Regions from separate parts of the Homo sapiens genome. Here region 1 is linked to region 2. A link is a contact called in ENCODE Hi-C or POLR2A ChIA-PET data. All regions are on one chromosome and are shown on one strand. The core of a region is the stretch at or near the end of the contact, and the rest is flanking DNA. Distances in the headings are between cores, read along the strand shown. Region 1 has its middle 51 kb from the start of LINC01358. Region 2 overlaps JUN-DT (JUN divergent transcript).

Region 1 (4,383 bases), core at 581-3,080, 85 kb after region 2:
TCAGCCCCTGAGACCCTCTCCTCCTCTCTAGGGTGAGTTCCTTGGCCTCAGTGCTCACTCACTCCCAGGGTTCTAAGCTTACTGGGCAACGACATATCACTAAGCTGGCTGGTACTCTCTAGGCAAATGCAAATGGCTCAGAAGGTATAACACATTATGCCATCATCAACTATTAATATCTAATATCAGATCAGCCGGCATCATCTTGTCAAACTAGAAAAGAAAGTAAGCTTCTGCCAAACATCTGCCATGTGCTGGGCCACCTTCCAAAGATGCCTCATTCAATCCACCAGCAACCTGGGCAGTAGGTTCTCATCTCGCAATGTGGAAACCAAGGCCCAGAGGAGTGGCTGCCCAGCTTGTGAGTGACAGAGCCTGACTCAAACCCAGGTCTCCCTGTTTATTACAGAGGCAAATCAAGAAACATGCTGTCAGAAGAATGGGCCAAGGCTACTGAGGAAACTGGGCCTAGAAAGGTTAATTTGGATAATAACAAACAATTACAAATGGACAATAATGATATCTAGCTTCACACACTTTGTTGATGCCAACTGTCACCCACTGCTACAGCAGAGGGGCATGCTCCTGAGGCTGGGTTCCTCACTATTAGCTGTGGGACTGCACATGCACTTTACACTGCCTACTCAGGTTAAACATTACCTCCTCTAAGAAGCCCTCCTGGACCTCGCAAGTCCTGGATAGGTACACATGTATTTGCCTACAGAGGCCCTTGTAGTTGCCTCTACATACTTACATATGAGTGTATATAAATATACCTTACACTCTCTCTTTCTTCGTATGTATGGGATACATATACACATACATATATAGATATATACATACACATATACACATACAATATACATACATATATATGTATATATATGTGTGTATATATATAGTATATATGTATATTGTATGTGTATATACCTAACTAAAGCCTCAAGACTTCTGTTGACACCTCAAAGAGGGCTTGAGAGCTGTCCTCTATGCTGAAGACTGCAGAGAGGTGGAGGGTATAGACTTGTTTTCAGTGTTCTTGAGGGGGAAGGCCCAATAGGTGAAAGCTGCAGAGACATCAATTTTGATTCAGCCCAAGGAAAAACTTTCTAGTAGCGAGAATTTCCCCAGGATGCAGCAGGCTCCCTGGGGGAGCCTATGAGCGTGGGCTGGGAGAGGCAACTATGGAGAAGGCTACACTTTAAGTGGTGTAGGGAGGAGTGGGAACTGGATCCCTCTAATGGGGTCTTCTAGTTTTGTGATTGGGGGCTCTTTTACCATAAAAAAAACTATTATTTATTAACCTTCTATGAAGCGCTTATCTCCTTACAAACATGAATTCATTCAACCTCACATTGGCCCTGCAAGGTAGATATTATCCAGTTCATGGATAAGGAAATGAGGCTCAGAGAAGTGGGGTAGCTTGCTCATTAGAAATTGGCATAGAAACATGAGCTGCATCTCACACTAGAACTCCGTAGAATAAACCAGCTGCCCCCACTTTCCTCCAGCAGTTAGGTTCATACAAGTTTTACCCATGTCAGCAGCACAACAGAGTTCATTTGGTTTTGTTTTCATGTTCCTTTACTTCCTCTCCAGTATCTCTACCTTTTTCATGCTGAAAGTTGGCCAGCAGTCCAGACCATCAGATCTAATCTGCTCTGGGGGAGTAGGGGCCTGGCCTGGTTCACAGGCAGTCCCCAGACTGGGTGGTGCCTCCTGAACCCTCTTTATTCCTTCTAGAAGGAATCCACTGTTTACTACCTTGTTCCTGGACCTCTAGACACATTTATAAAGCCACAGAACCTGGGAGGGGTAAGGAGGTTACATGAAGCGTGGCAGCTACAGCTGACAGAAGGTTTCAGAAAGTCCTGTCGCTTCAGTTTCAAGTCTGATGAAAGAAAAAAAAAAAAAAAAAAAAGCTAAGCAAAGCCCAACGAGGCTGCCTGCCAGGAGTCTGTGAAACATGGCCCAGGCCAAAGCCAGTGTCAGCCAAGAGGGAAATTACAGGCCTTAAATGGCAGACAAGTCTGCAAAAGCCTCCTAGAGTTGTGTTTGGCAAATGTTTGTTTGCATACATGTTTGTTTGTGTGGATGTGTTTTTCAGCATGTATTTTTTTTTTTAGTTATGTATTTAGCTCTAAGATCGTTTTTAAAAACAATGTCAAAATTGTACTTTAAAATAATTTATTCCTGGTGAATATTTGGAGCAATTCCATTCAGTTTAGTTCAAGTCAGCAACTATTTACTGACAGTCTATTCCATGCCAGGCACTGAGATTGGCACTGGGCATCCTGGGTTGCTAAAGGGGCTGCCCCATTCTGAGCTAGCTCAGTGGCTGCTGTAGAAAAAAGTCAGCCCAAATGCCCATCAATGATAGACTAGATAAAGAAAATATGGTACATATACACCATGGAATACTATGCAGCCATAAAAAGGAATGAGATTATGTCCTTTGCAGGGACATGGATGAAGCTGGAAGCCATTATCCTCAGCAAACTAACACAGGAACAGAAAACCAAACACCACATGTTCTCACTCATAAGTGGGAGCTGAACAATGAGAACACATGGACACAGGGAGGGGAACAACACACACTGGGGCCTGTTGGGGGAGGGGAGTGGGGAAAGCATTAGAGAAAAGAGCTAATGCATGCTAGGGTTAACACCTAGGTGAAGGGTTGATAGGTACCACAAACCACTGTGATACACATTTACTTATGCAACAAACCTGCACATCCTGCACTTATACCCCAGAACTTAAAAGATAAAAAAATTAAAAAATTAAAGCAAACAACAAACAAACAAACAAAAGTGATAATCAGGTGAGAGAATGAGGAAGAGGAATATTGTTTTCTAAATGAATATAATAGTTGGCTTTATTTTACAGTAAACATGTAGTTTCAAAAATATTAAAAACAAAGCACAGACAACTTGACAAATTACCATTTGTTCCACCACCTAGAATTAACTAATTTTTATATTTGTCATATTTGAATTATACATTTGTATGTGTATAAAAATTTTTAAAGTGTTATTAATAAAGCTGTGGTTCTCCTCCAAGAAAAAAGAGAAAAAGACACATGCATGGAAAAGAATCCCAGAGGACCCTTGGGCCCAGATCATTTCAGTCCGGTGTGGCTGGGACAAAAGAGGGAGAAGCCTTAGTTCTTGGGGGAGAAGGAGTCAAGTAGGACTTTACAGGCATACAAAGGTCTGGAGGGGGCCCTTCCAGGTACAGGAAAGAAACCTAGGGGAGCTCATCTGAAGGTCAGGGATGGATGACTTGCTCAAGGTCCCACAGCTAGAAACTGGCAGCCTGAAGATTTGAACTCAGGTCTGTCACATTCTTCTCCACCCCAGCAAATAAACCTGAAGGTGAAAGCTGTGTGATTTGGCTGGAGGGCTATGTCCAGCCTCTTTAAATCCTTCCCATCCCTTAAGGACTAGCCAACTCTTACAAATTCTCAGTAGGCTAATCTAATATCCACTGCTGAGTTCCTAGAAAATATGTGCCTCAATATTGCTCGTTATCTTTTAATGAAGCTATGCTTTTCTCTTCAACAATATAAATACATATAAACATTTATTTCATTTTTAAAAAATAAAATAAAGATTTGTGGTTTTCCACTCTATGTCATGACAATGTTTGGCAAAAGAGATAGGAAGAATGATAAAACCATCTTCATGGGTAGAAATAATTTTAAATTCTGTTTTACTTCCGTCACACACAGCAGGTACTCAATAAATACTTGCAGTGCTGGCCTGGCTAGGCTGTACTTTTTTATGACAGTGTATTAGTCAGATATTGCCACCATCATGCTGGGTAACAAACCACACGAAACTCAGTTGCTTACAACTACAAGCATTTATTTTTCTCACTGAGAGTTGGCTGGATACCTCAGGTTCAAGGTGCAGGCCCAGGGCTTTGGGTCAGTTTGAGTCTGCTTCTTTTGTCTCATTCTGGGGGCCAGGCTGAAAGAACCTCAGACTTGCCCTTTTCATGGTGGTAAATGAGACATGAGACAGGAGCAGAAGCAAGAGATAAGTAGAAACAGATCAAGCTTCTTGAGGTCTCAGCCCAGAACTGTCATGCTGTTGTTTCCACCCCCATAACTTTGCCCAGGGCAAGTCAATGGTCAAGCCCAATATCACTGCACAGGAAGACACATTTGCCCACTCTAGGGGGAGGCACAGCAAAGTCAGATGGCAAAGGGTATAATTCTAAAAGAAACAGAACATGAAGAACTGAAGAAAGATTCTAGGATTTGAAGGTAGACTTGACTTCAAATCTGAATTATCATTTACCTGCTTTGGAGACTAGAGAAATCGCTTAACCTTTTTGCATCTGTCTCCTCATCTGTTCTTACCTCTCTGGGGTGTA
Region 2 (4,762 bases), core at 137-2,636:
GTAAATAGAAGCACTAGCACAGAACTAAACTTTCCGACATGTAGTTGCACACTCACTAACTCACTTAAGTCATCTCACATGGGGTAGTAACCAATTTCATTCATTTGACACACAAGGAAACTGAGGGCCAAACTGGCAAAGCGATTTGCCCTTCCTGGTGTTCCATAACCCTTCAGACATAATTTCATCACAGCCCTTAGCGCTCTTTCTCTGGGATAGAAGTTCAAATGTTTATTTCCCCCATTAAAGTTTAAATTCCCTGCAGGCAGGTCTAGCTTCTTTTAATCTGTTGACCACCAGCATCTAGCCCAAGCTTGGCACACGGTTATGGAAGGTGTGGTGGGGGGAATGGAGCTAGAAGTTGTGGAGCATCAACCACATGCTGGGCTTCGCTGGGCACTTCACATTTGCTGTTGGTTAATCTACTACAAAAACTTGGTATGGTGGGTATTATTATCTCTGTTTTATAGGAAATATGCCAGAGGCTGAGATGAGTGATGGGATTTGCCCAAGGTCACACTGAGCGTAATCTGAGAAGCTCCCAACTCAGAAATGGCCCAGAAGCTGGTGTGTGTGCTGCGGGTGGGGGATGAAGTGGGTGGGAGCTCAGCCGTCCAAATGCAGAGCCAGAACGAGTCTCCTGTAAAGTGTTCAGCTGGTCCACTGGAGCATCTTTACCCACAGAGCCTGATCCTGTGCTCAGGCTTTTATTAGCATCTGTGTTCTTTCCGCCACAGCGCCCAGCTGCCCCGGCAGCCTCTTGGTGAACACTTGCTGAATAAATGCTTCACCAGGAGAACAAAGACGTGAAGAAACAATCACAATATGTGCCAAGGCACGAGGCTAAGCCATTTATTTATCCTTTTTCTTTTCATTCTCTCAACATCACGATGAAGTTAAGTACCATGAAGACCCCAGTTTTACAGGAAAAAAAAATGGAGGTTTAAAAATGTAGAGACTTCCTACAAAGCTGGAAAGTGGCTTTGAAGCCAGGCTTATGTGGCTCCAAAGCCTGAACTGCAAACCACTACTTGAAAATGAATGCGTGTGTGGATGAATTGCAGCTCCCAAACTCTTCTGAAGCCTCAGTCAAGGCCACAGTGGCATTTGCTCCCTGGGCAGGGTGTTTTCCAGGGACTTATGGATCAGGTCTGACTCTTTCCAAAAGGCCCTCTGACTGCCAGCCCTCCCAGAGGGGTCAGAGAGCATTTCCCAGCTTCCCACTGGGCCTGCCTATCTTTGGGAGCTTTGAAGTCCTACATTTAGAGGACATGGATCAGCCCCAAACCTAAGAGCTCCCCCAAGGTAACTGCCAAGGGAATCCCTCAGGAATCCCGCTTAATGCAACCAAGAGAGGCCTTTAGAAATCAGGCCAAGTAGAGGAAAGAACAATGGACAGGAAATTGGGACATGAGAGAGTCGTGAGTCAGCAGCGTGGTGAGAGCTGCCAAGATTGCTGATGTGAACTCTGGTTGTATCACGAGGAGCATAATGTGTTGAATAACTAAGGTGATATTGCACTTCCTCTGTGGTAGAGCTGGAGCTGGAATGTGGGGTGAAGGTCTGGTTCCACATTTTCACGTAGTCATAGTCAAACCGGAACTTATCCAATAGAGCAGAACCGGAACACTGAAGGGAACGGTACTATCATCTTTGCCAAGGCGGAAGGACTTGTATTTCTTTTCCTGAAGAAGAAAAGAAGCAAACATGTTGGGAGGATAGGCTTTGGGTATTTCAGAGATTTCCCTATGAACAAGGCAGTAGACTTCTTCTGTCTGATCCTAAGGGGAACCTAGGACTCAAGTGAGGAAATAATAGGAAGCAAGATTCAGACGCGAACTGAATCAACAATGCCTTTGTTCTAGTCAAAAAGATAGCCAAAGAAGGAAATATTTTTGAAGAAAGAAGAAAAAAAGCAAAACACTCAATGAACCTCCTCTCTCCCCTCTATGTGACCCTAAGCAAGTAACGTAATCTTCCTGAGGCTCAGTTCCTTATCTGAAAGTGGCAGGTGGTGTTACATGAGACTAACAATGTGCAGACTGAACGCAGTGTGGAGAGACGGCTGTGCACATGGCCCTGCGACTCTGGCTGCTGCAATTTAAACCTTAGCTTAGGGTGACCTTGGAAATTTGTTTTTACTTTGCAGTGCCTCAGCTTCCTCATCTGTAAAATGGGGATAATATATGTAAAGCAATCAAAAGGGTACCTGTCACACAGTGGGCACTCAACTTTCTTGTTAGCCAGCATCATCATCATTGCCACTCTTTATATATGAAAGGGACTGTCACAGTATCTAAAATATAATAGGTGTTCAGAGAATGTTTTCCTTTTCCCATTCTCCTTTAGGGGACTCTTCCAGGGTGTCTCTGGGATACCAAGTTCTTCTCATCTCCAGATGTCTGGAAAATGTCTCTAAATAAAACATCTTTTTGCTTATATTCTAAGGCAGCTATCTGCCTCTATCTAAATACTCTTTTAGTGAAGAAAGGGGCAGAGCAAGGAGAGTCAATCTACTTGTAGAAGTTTCTCATTCTGAACAGTGTACTTTACAGATTCCAAAGTGTTTCTCCCTCCATTACCTCTTTACCCCTTACTAGAGCAAGCCCAGATGTGAGAACTGAGGCTCCGAGAGGTTCAGTGACTTACCTGGAGCCATTAACATCTGAGTGAGTGAGCCAGGAATTGAACCCAAGGCTTTCAGACTCTGGACACCTACCTTTACAGGAGGCATTGGCCAGCCTCTTCCCCTCACACACACATCCTCTCACCCTGGGGTTCTGCTTAGGAAGCATAAGAAAGGCAGTGAGCCAGGCTCCAACCTTGAAGCCAAATCCTTGCAGTAATAGAGAGGACTAAGGGCTAGAGAGAGGAGCCAGGAACCGTGGATCTCTGCCGTGAATCCGAGCCCTTAGAGCTGGAGACCTCACTTGGACCAGTCTTCTGTTTTCAGTAGCTGTAGTGAGTGAGATCAAGAACTAATGTCAAGAGCCCAGAGCCCCTACCAGCATTGCATGATAGGATTTTCTGTGATAATGCTGTATCTGTGTTGTACAATACAGTAGCCACTAGCCACATGTGCTATTGAGCACTTGGAATATGCTCAGTCATAGGACTGAGCCATCAACATCCCTGTTTTATAGCTGAGGAAACTGACGCTCAGTCAGGGAGGTTGTTGAGGTTGCAGTTAGCCAGCCATGTCACTGAGACTTGAAGCTATCCTGTCTGGCCCCCAAGCCATGCCCTTCACCACCACAGAAGCCTCTTGTTCCACTCCCCAAGGAGGGTCTTTGCACCCTTCTGAACCAGACAGGTGATTGGGTCATGTCTGCCTGTGCGAAGGGGTCTCCCTTCCTGCTTGGCTCCACCTGGCTCCAACTCTAGAAAGCACCTGTGTTGTTTTACTGATAACAGTGTTTGCCCTTCCAAAGCCAGAGCCATAAAAGGCAGCTTTCAAAGTCACTGCCGCAGAAATGTCAACATGAGGGGGAGGCCAGTCATGGTTTCTGAGGCCCAATGTCACCTCCAGGCTGCTGCAAAGGCTGCTACAAAGACCTTCGGGTCCTGGAATCTGGACTTGCTTCTACCACAAACTTGCTGCGTTTCCTTGAACATATTTCTTACTTCCTCTGGGCCTTGTTTTTATCATCGGTGTAAGGAGAGGGTTGAATTTAAAGATCTTAAAGGGCTCTTCTATCTCTAAAATGTTTAGTGTCCTCTGCACGGGATCCTGGGGTCAACATCTAAATCTCCTATTTAATGACTGTGAAATACCTTATGTAGCAGCCTTCAAAACAAAATCACCCCCAAACCTTAACCTGGAGTTTTTTTAAAACCTCCAACAATGTCACCATTGAAGCAGTAAAGGTATTCATTAATATCTTGTAAAAAGTGATTTTGTGATTTTCTTAATGTATGAAAAAATGTCCCCCGCCCTTGACACTGGGCCCAGAGCCCCAGAATATAAAACCACAGTCAGACCACTAGGATTCTACAGAGCTCAGGTGTTTGGACAAATTGCCTGCACTTGAGAATACAGGGCAATTTTCTCGACTTTTAAAATGTTTTCTCCCTTCCCCCCACTTTTCTGGGGTTTTCACCCCTGCTTGTAACTCAAACCACAAATAAAGCTCTAAGCCTCTGGCTGTGAGGAACAGCGCAGTGGCTGCCAAGAACAGCATGGTTCACGTGGGCCCTTTTTCTGCCGCTCTGGAAACCAGCTCTCCAGAGGACAGCACAACATTCGTTTTTCTCTTTCTTTACTAATCACAAAAATATTGCTTTTCAGATGGGCTGGGGAAGGGGCAGATTGGTGTTGATTGGTGGTGGACAGGGTCAGATTGGCAGCCTTAGGTGCAGCAGAAGCCAGGTATGGCAGCCACAAAGATTTATATATCCCTCCCAGATGATGGCTCTGATACTCCCATTTGAGGCTTTTACCCTGGAACATGGCACATATTGGTGTTCAATACCTGTTTGTGGTTGAATGAATACACTTTTACAAATATTCTTTCTTAACAGAGGGATAAGCATTCCTGTTTTTCTGCTGAAACTGAGGAAACTGAGGCTCTGAGAGAGTAGCCGACTCAGTCAGGGTCATACACACAGTTACCTGGTAGGGCTGTTGTGTGACCCCAGGCTGGCCCCAGATTGGGCTCTTCCACTCACGCTCTTTCTGCGTCTGCCTCTCAGCCATACAAGCCAAAGAAACACTGTGTTCCCAGCCCACGAATGAAGCTGAGGCATGATGGACAAGGCTTAT

Evidence for each region. A loop is a pair of places that touch in the nucleus more often than their neighbours do. ChIA-PET counts read pairs that join two places held with the same protein, here RNA polymerase II (POLR2A). Pooled maps may share reads with other maps.
Region 1: a map of gastrocnemius medialis shows a loop between it and region 2 (2.2-fold over the local background). The contact joins two enhancer-like sites. A Hi-C loop is called at or near these places in 2 of 168 maps with a recorded cell type or tissue (K562 and gastrocnemius medialis) and 4 of 50 pooled maps. POLR2A ChIA-PET finds 5 or more read pairs at or near these places in 5 of 52 experiments (CD8-positive, alpha-beta T cell, GM12878, K562 and 2 more).

What each region holds. Positions count from the first base shown.
Region 1 is chr1:58,966,906-58,971,288 of GRCh38, forward strand. No RefSeq gene overlaps it. Among named protein-coding and RNA genes, the nearest start is that of LINC01358, 51 kb to the right of the region's middle. RefSeq lists an enhancer at 1,677-1,836. Within about 2 kb of position 1,831, at least 26 of the 41 ENCODE cell types and tissues checked have a DNase peak (open chromatin) inside an H3K27ac peak, as active enhancers do; they include gastrocnemius medialis, where a contact is called at or near this core.
Region 2 is chr1:58,882,050-58,886,811 of GRCh38, forward strand. The region is part of intron 1 of JUN-DT (JUN divergent transcript); the gene reads left to right. LINC02777 (long intergenic non-protein coding RNA 2777) reads right to left here. Exons shown (of 5, transcript NR_183656.1): 5 at 829-1,685. Among named protein-coding and RNA genes, the nearest start is that of LINC02777, 20 kb to the right of the region's middle. RefSeq lists enhancers at 946-2,145, 1,048-1,342 and a silencer at 3,375-3,570. Within about 2 kb of position 1,387, at least 27 of the 41 ENCODE cell types and tissues checked have a DNase peak (open chromatin) inside an H3K27ac peak, as active enhancers do; they include gastrocnemius medialis, where a contact is called at or near this core.